Linked DNA regions of Homo sapiens: region 2 is linked to region 1. A link is an interaction called in ENCODE POLR2A ChIA-PET data of the cell type or tissue named here. Cell type or tissue: A673. All regions are shown on one strand. Region 1 overlaps LRRC1 (leucine rich repeat containing 1). Region 2 overlaps LRRC1 (leucine rich repeat containing 1).

What was found. Peaks named below come from ENCODE experiments on the same cell type or tissue, not always from the same donor. Only the 100,000 strongest peaks of a DNase experiment are listed, where the experiment ranks them.
Region 2: POLR2A ChIA-PET joins it to region 1 with 8 read pairs; 6 of 35 experiments call an interaction of 5 or more read pairs at or near these places.

Annotation. Positions count from the first base shown.
Region 1 is chr6:53,898,538-53,902,537 of GRCh38, forward strand. It overlaps LRRC1 (leucine rich repeat containing 1), which reads left to right. Exons shown (of 14, transcript NM_018214.5): 8 at 1,210-1,354. Among named protein-coding and RNA genes, the nearest start is that of MLIP-IT1, 98 kb to the right of the region's middle. In A673, no CTCF peak of the experiment used is centred here; no DNase peak of the experiment used is centred here.
Region 2 is chr6:53,807,010-53,811,009 of GRCh38, forward strand. The region is part of intron 1 of LRRC1 (leucine rich repeat containing 1); the gene reads left to right. Among named protein-coding and RNA genes, the nearest start is that of LRRC1, 14 kb to the left of the region's middle. In A673, no CTCF peak of the experiment used is centred here; DNase peaks (open chromatin) are centred at 1,542 and 1,972.

The DNA of each region.
Region 1 (4,000 bases):
TGCTGTAAATGATTATTTAAAAATCTCATTTGCTCCTATAGTATAAATTTGTGTTAAATCAGCATAAACACACCAAAAAGTCTTAAATAATTAGAATGATTTTTCTTATCTTCAATGATGATGGAAAGAGAAAGATACAAAGGCATTGTTAAAAGGAATTAATGAAAAGTAAAACAACTTCAGGGATCTGGCCTGAAATTAGTATAAATCTAGTCTAGTTTCCTTTAGACAGGAAATACAGGGGCAGGATCATAAGGCAATATCAGGTGGATGATAAGCTGGAAAGAATAGATCAGACCAAATTAAATATAGATGGAGGAATTTGTACTCATGTAGACATCAGGGAGCCACAAGATGTTTTTTGAAAAGAAGGTGGTCCAATTATAGGACGAGAACTGGCTGTGTTTCAGGAAGGAAATGAGGAAGCACAGTTTATGGAATGGTCTCAGGAAAGGGGAAGTTAAGACTAGAGCCCAAGAGGCAGAGCTGACAGTCAAGGTAAAGGAGTAATGAGGTTAAGATTTAATATTGGGAAGTGGAATGGAAAAGTGGAGTCAGTGATAAGAGAGAAAGCTTGCACTTTGGGAATAGAAGAAAAGGTAGGTCTTGAATAGAATGTTAGACTCATGGAGGTACTTTACCTTATCCTGGTAGACTGTTTTCACTAAAGGCAGTATGCTGCTTTTAATGTTAAAGATACAGATAGGTATGTATGTTCCGGTTTTGCTGGGGAGCAATTGCATTGATGTTTGTGCTAACGAGTGCTACCTGTCATGGAAGGAAAATACAAAGTAGGTAGGTTCTTACCAGAGGAAATCCCAGGGTCACCCTGCAGTGTAAGCTGCTTACTAGAGATCAATTCCGAACTTGAAAAGCTAAATTCTAGCCTCCTTTTTCTTTTCTAATTGTGTGACCCTGCAGTCGTTTTTTCTCCTGTATCTTCACCTATTAAGTGGGAATGATTCCTTGCCTGCCTGAAAGGTGGAGGGCTTTGCATCCCTCCCAGCTCTGGGTCTGTGATTCATTCAACTTCCCACTTTCATTGGAAGGGGATCTAGGAATTTGCCCCTGCCTTCACATTTGGATTCATGCTAAAGATAACATCCTTAGGACCGCCCTGGGATTTAATTGTGAAAAATCACTGGAACAAATGCCTCTGCACTGTGGCAGGTTTAAGTGTGCGTTTATTTTTCCATGTCATTGTTATAGGAAATAGGAAATCTGAAGAACCTGCTGTGTTTAGATGTCTCTGAAAACAGGTTGGAAAGACTTCCTGAAGAAATCAGTGGCCTGACTTCATTAACGGATTTAGTCATTTCCCAGAACTTATTAGAAACGATTCCGGATGGCATTGGTAAGCATTGGAAATCACTAACTGCTAAACATACTGCCTGCCGTCGTCTTGAGGGTTTGGGGCACACTTTGATCCTTTGGTCACCACTTTCAGATGCTGAGGATGTGGCTCCTTAAAGTCTCCTTACTGTTTTTTTTTTTTTTTTTTTTTTTTTTTTTTTTTCTGAGATGGAGTCTCGCTCTGTCGCCCAGGCTGGAGTGCAGTGGTGCAATCTCAGCTCACTGCCAGCTCCGCCTCCTGGGTTCACACCATTCTCCTGCCTCAGCCTCCCGAATAGCTGGGACCACAGGCGCCCGCCACCACGCCCGGGTAATTTTTTGTATTTTTAGTAGAGACGGGGTTTCACCCTGTTAGCCAGGATGGTCTCGTTCTCCTGACCTCGTGATCCGCCCGCCTCCGCCTCCCAAAGTGCTGGGATTACAGATGTGAGCCACCATGCCCGGCCTTGCTGTTTGTTTTTAAAGAAGGAAAGCAAAGAGTATTTATTACAGCAGAAGTTTCTCTACATGCAGATGTTTCTGTCATCCTGGCTTGGTATCTATTACTGCTGTCGTTACTTTTAAGCATCGATTCATCTCTACTTCATCTGTATCTTCTCTCAATGATTTCATGAGGGATTACCCCAAATAATAAAATGTATTTAAGGCATATGAGCAGTCACTAAGAAATTTCTAATTTGGCATCCTAATAGTTCATGAGAAAATGACTGACTTATTCCATGACCTAAGGGAGGTGCTGAAAGAGTGGCGTAATTGAATTGAGCCTTTTTTAGTACATCGATCATCCTTTTATCATTCTGTGCTATTTTCTTTTAAAAAAAAATCAATCTAGACATTTTCTTTACTATGAAGGAACTTAGTCCAGTGTGAGAAATTAAACGCAGAGAAAGTATAAACAGATACGGACTTGGGAGCTCCATTGTAGCAAAGCCACTTTGAAGTTGAAAGAGACTGTATTTAACCATGGAGTTATCGTAGGATTGCTGTCTTTAATTTTATGCAGAACATCACATCAAAAGAAGTTTTTGAAAGGTTTTCAATAGTTGGAGAACTTGTATGGCAGAAGACCACTCCCTCCGTGGTATGTGGTCAAGATGAAAATTTCAGTAGAAATTCAGACATTGTGTTTTGGTTAAACCCAGCTGGAAAATCGGTAGGGGTTTTGGCTCTATGCGAGATGTTCACTGAGAATCGTTTATGGCATCTGAAAAGGGTTGTAGAGACTGGGCATGTTTTGTTGCTTGGAATAGGAAGCAGCAGCAAGCATGAGGCTGACTTCAAACGTTTAAAGGACTGTCTTCCAAAGAAAGAGATGTATTACAGCTTTCTGATCAAATGGGCAAAATGAAAGTATTGTGAATTTCATTTAAGAAAGAGCTTTAAAAAGCAAAGATGGCTGGGCATGGCTCACACTTGTAATCCTAGCACCTTGGGAGGCCAGGAGTTTAAGACCAGCTTGGGCATCATAGTGAGACTTCCTATCTACCAAAAATAAAATTATTAGCCAAGTGGGGTGGCACATGCCTGTAGTCCTAGCTACTCAGAAGCCTGAAGGGGAAGGATTGCTTGAGTCCAGGAGTAGGAGTTTGAGGCTGCGGTGAGCCGTGATTGTACCGGGGTACTCCAGCCTGGGCAATAGAGTGAGGCCCTGTCTCTTAAAAAAAAAAAAAGCAAAGATATGTTACAAATCAGTTTGGGCTGCTTAGTGAAGAAATGAGTACCTTGTCACTAGAAGTATTCAAGGAGAGGCTAGAAGACTAGTTGCCAGGAGACTTCTCTGTTGGGGTGAGATGTTTCGGTGCTTGGCTGTGCTATTCAGCATACCCTGCAGAAAATGCTAGTGGATCTCCTGACCGTGAGGGCAGGTGGAAACCCTCCAGTGACAGTGTTAGGCTATTGATTATGCTAAATAAAGAGCTTAAGAATTGGTTCCTTCTCCTATCTTGCCCTGTGGCTGCACCCGAGGCAAGATACGCCTTTCGGTATTTTTCTTTCTCCAGCTTTATGACTGTGTTAGAATAGAGGATGTTTTCTGATGTAGTGGGGAAAGTGTCAATGTGTTAGCCACTCAGTAGAGAATGAAGGGCGCCTGCTCTGTGGGCTTAATCCCATGACTTGTTGAAGTGAGAATCTGAATGACTTTACTAGTGGCTAGTGGGGACTCTGAGGAGGCTGCAGTAAGACTTGCTCTTCTTTCCCATGAACAGTGGGTATCACCAGGACGTCAAGTCTTCCTGGCCTGAGTGAAATAGACTCCATCCTTAATATGGCTTTCCAGAGGTTACCGCTTTATTCTGCACCTGTAGAAATACCGCACTGTAGGGATCTTCGTTGAGTCATTTTCATTCATAGGTGATTTAATAAACTATTTTTTTTTTGTTTATTATAAGGATAATGCTTGGAGTAAAATGAAAGTCTCCTCTGTGCATGAAACACCTCCACGGAGAGAAAGCTGTTTTGTTTTTCTGTAAATTTCTTGGCTTTGATGCAATGTTTTTATGCTTTTTAAAATGTTTTGTTTCTTATTGCTGACCGTTTTTGATGTTCTAAACAAATTATTTTAACTCCCAACCTTCAGTGATCTAAATGATAGAGTTTCATAATGTGAAAAGCTAGATGAGGAAAAAATAAGTAACTGTTTAAAACA
Region 2 (4,000 bases), 92 kb before region 1:
GAAACTTCCCTTTATGTTGATTTTAGTACCTGAGAGATTGTATTTTGAGAAACAGTTTGGGGACTGACCATTAGAAATATCTATGGGTCAGTATCAGATTGAGGTGGCTTTGCAAGGAGTAAGTTAGGATCAAAGGCTACAGCTCTCTAGTCTCCTCCTGAATAGCTGGCTTCTCTGATGGGATGTTGGTGTCAGGCTTCAGAGACATCTTGGTTCAGGAATGGGGACTAGGGATGGGTCTCTGCCGGATCCTGACAGACCCTCCCTCCTCCTTCCCTCATTCACTCCACATGCTTATTGTTGAGTGCTGGCTGTGCTTCAGGCATCGTTCTATCTAGAAAGGCAAATAAATCTCTGTCTGTATGGAGCTTCCATTCTAGGTAAGGATGGAAAACAGATAAGAAAATATGAATTTCAGGTAGTTACAAAAGCTATAAAGAAAACAAAACAGAGAAGCCAGGCGCAGTGGCTTACGCCTGTAATCCCAGCACTTTGGGAGGCTGAGGCGGGCAAATCACCTGAGGTTGGGAGTTCAAAACCAGCCTGACCAACATGGAGAAACCCCATCTCTACTAAAAATACAAAATTAGCCAGGTGTGGTGGCGCATGCCTGTAATCCCAGCTACTTGGCAGGCTGAGGCAGAAGAATTGCTTGAACCCGGGAGATGGAGGTTGCAGTGAGCCAAGATCACGCCATTACACTCCAGCCTGGGCAACAAGAGTGAAACTCCGTGTCGTCAACAACAACAACAACAACAACAACAACAACAACACCCCCCAAAACAAGGAAGTACTGTAGAGAGTGATGCAAATGGAGATTTCTATTTAAGGCCTCTCTAAGGAAGTGACATTTGCATCGATGGAGTGGGGCAGCCATGTAAATATGGCAGAGCTTCCTGCAAAGCCTTGGGGATGAACTTGGTGAGTTTATGGGCAGAAAGAAGGCTAGTGCAGCTGGAGCCCTTGGCATGGGCAGTAGGAAATCCAGGTGAGGATATTGGCAGGGCCTGGAGGGCCTGGCAAGGAGAGTGGATGGGTTTTCATCAGTTGAAGTGTGGCAGATCATAAGCCTATGAGATACCTGATTTATGTTAGAGAGTTCACTCTGCCTGCTGATTAGAAATTAGATGATAGGAAGAGAAGAAGCAGGGAGACTGGGAGAGGGGGCTTTTATTGAGAGGTTCTAGTGAAGTGCTGCTGGTGACGTTGACTGTGGTGGTAGCAGTAAATGGTGAGATAGCTTGGGGGTAAAGTGGACAATACCTGCAGGATGTAGATTTTTGGTTGTATTGATGGGGAGGGGGTAGCAGAATTATTTATTGATTTAGGGAGGACTGGAAAAGGGAACTGCAGTATAGGAACTGCAAAGTACTTGAGTTGAGTCATGGCAGAAGTTTTTATGAGACCTAGAATTTAGGAGAGGAAACCTGGGTAATTGATAATTATAATAATGATAGTCAGCATTTTATGAGCAATGTGCCTCAGTCTGCTTTAAGCACTTCCTGTGATTAACTCTTTTAATCCTTACAACCATAGCTATATTTCACATAAACTGGTTTATTTTACAGATGAGGATACTGGGACATGGAGAGGGTAAATAACTTGCCAAGCAGCTACTAAGCAGAGTAGCAGAGCTGTGATTTGAAGTGATGCAGTCTAGCTCCAGATCCAGTGTTCCTTATCATGGACCTTCCTGCTTCAAGGTCAGACATGGGGAGACAGTGTTGTCTGCACCAAAAGCCACCTGATGAGCCATAAGTTGCATCTGTTCTGTGAAGGGGAACAGAGAGACATCCATGACCCCTGCACTCAAGCCTGAGTGACAGAGTGAGACCCTGTTTCAAAAACAAATAAATGAAAAGAAAAAGAGCACTGAGCTGCAATATCATTTAAGGAAAGGGGTCACTAAATATTAATGAGCTGATTCAAACATAATCTTTCAAAGATTAGTGACACCCATTCTTTGGTGCTGGATTTCCTACTTTCAGGATGTAACTTAACAGCTGAATCCTTATATACATACTTAAAGTCAAAGCACATCCGTCTGGGAAAACAGTAGGAAGCTCTCTGAACAGCAATGAGCATTTGTTTTCTCATAGCAGCACTCCAACTATAAGTCTGCTCATAATTATTCAGCTATTATATACTATTTTTTCCTGTTCTCAAAGCATATCAAGTGATTATGAGGAAATCATTAGTCTTGACTGTAAAGGTCAGTATTATAAAGAGGCTCTAATGTGCTTTCTGGAACTATACATATTTCAGTACTGTTATAAATGGATGCTAATAAAAGTTAAGGGAAAACAAGCATTTTACAATAGATCCATCTTATAACATATTACACTTATTCTCATACCTTGATTTTTGATAACTTCATTGCAAAATGGCAGGAGGAGGAAGGGGGCAGTGTTATTTATGCCCCACACCGCTGGTAACTATAGTGATTCACTGAAATTGCATGGGGACAGGAGCAAAGCGAATCAGATCTCTGTTCTTCAACCCAGTCACCATCCCTCTTTGGTAACTTACTGTTTAAAAGGAAATTTTGTATAAAGGTGGTTTTGGTAAGGTAAATACAGCAGAAGATATTTACTTGTGTACTTTATTTAGTTTTTAAAAAGTTTATATATTCTAAAATGTTTATTTCAATTTTCAGATACAGGTACAAGGTAAATCTGGTCCAAGAGAAGCATCAGGTAACTTCTGTGGTTTCAATTCACTGGTAGTTTCCCCTTAGTGGAGGGTTCAGCCCTAGAGAGACAGAGGAATGTATCTGGAATACTCTGGACTGCAAATAACAAAAATCTCAACCTAAAATGCCTTTAATGAAACAGGTATTTAGTTATCTCACACATCAGGAAGCCTGAAGGTAGGGGCAGTGCTGGGCGCTTGTATGACTTCCCCGTGACTTGGTCCTGTGGTGGTACCCTTAGCAGAGAAGAAAGGGATAGATAGAGTCACAGGCCAGCCCTGGCCACCAGCAAGGCTGACAGTGACAGTGTCTGGCTTTTTTATTTTATTTTAAATTTTGACTCTGTAGCGGGAAGCAGGTAGGCAAAGAATAGTTGGAAAAAGAGGTTGGGAATGAGTGTGGGGTGGGCACTGTGCAGTGTCTGCTGCAAGAAGGAAGGCAGGAAGGAAGGCAGGCAGACAGTGAGAGCCTGCCTGATTCTTGCAGACACCCTTCTTTCCCGTCAGGGAGTAGTAGATAAATGTTATGTCTCTCGTTTAACCCTATGTCTTCTGCCAAAAGCATAAGGACCATCTGCTCAGGAAAAATCTCTAGCAGGAATGATTCTGTTTCAAAGTATTCTTAAAAAAGCTTTTACGACTGGGCATGGTGGCTCACACCTGTAATCCCAGCACTTTGGGAGGCCGAGGCAGGCGGATCATGAGGTCAGGAGATAGAGACCATCTTGGCTAACATGGTGAAACCGTGTCTCTACTAAAAATACAAAAAATTAGCCGGGCGTGGTCGTGGGCACCTGTAGTCCCAGCTACTTGGGAGGCTGAGGCAGGAGAATGGCTTAAACCCAGGAGGTGGGGCTTGCAGTGAGCCGAGATCCGGCCACTGCACTCCAGCCTGGGCGACAGAGCGAGACTCCGTCTCAAAAAAAAAAAAGCTTTTACACGTAGACATTTTCCCTAGATTTTATTCTCACTTCTTGTGTGAGAAATTTTGAGAGAACAAAAACATACATAAATAGGGTATAATAAAAATTAAAGTGATCAATACACTTAGTTTCTAACTTGTTAATTTTCTGTCACTCAGTGATAGGACTAGCTCTCCCAGCCTCTGTGCCTTTCTTGGTGCTGTCCATTCTGCTCAGAATGCTATTCTCCAATGTCAGTGCCGCCTTCTCTGTGAAACCCTCCCAGGTCTCCAATCTGTCAACGTCTCTGCTCCCCCAGCCTTTGAGGTTTACTTTTCTAATGAGATTCATCAGGACAGGACTTAGCTGTGTATCTGTTTGTTTTCTATCAACTTATCATCAGGGAC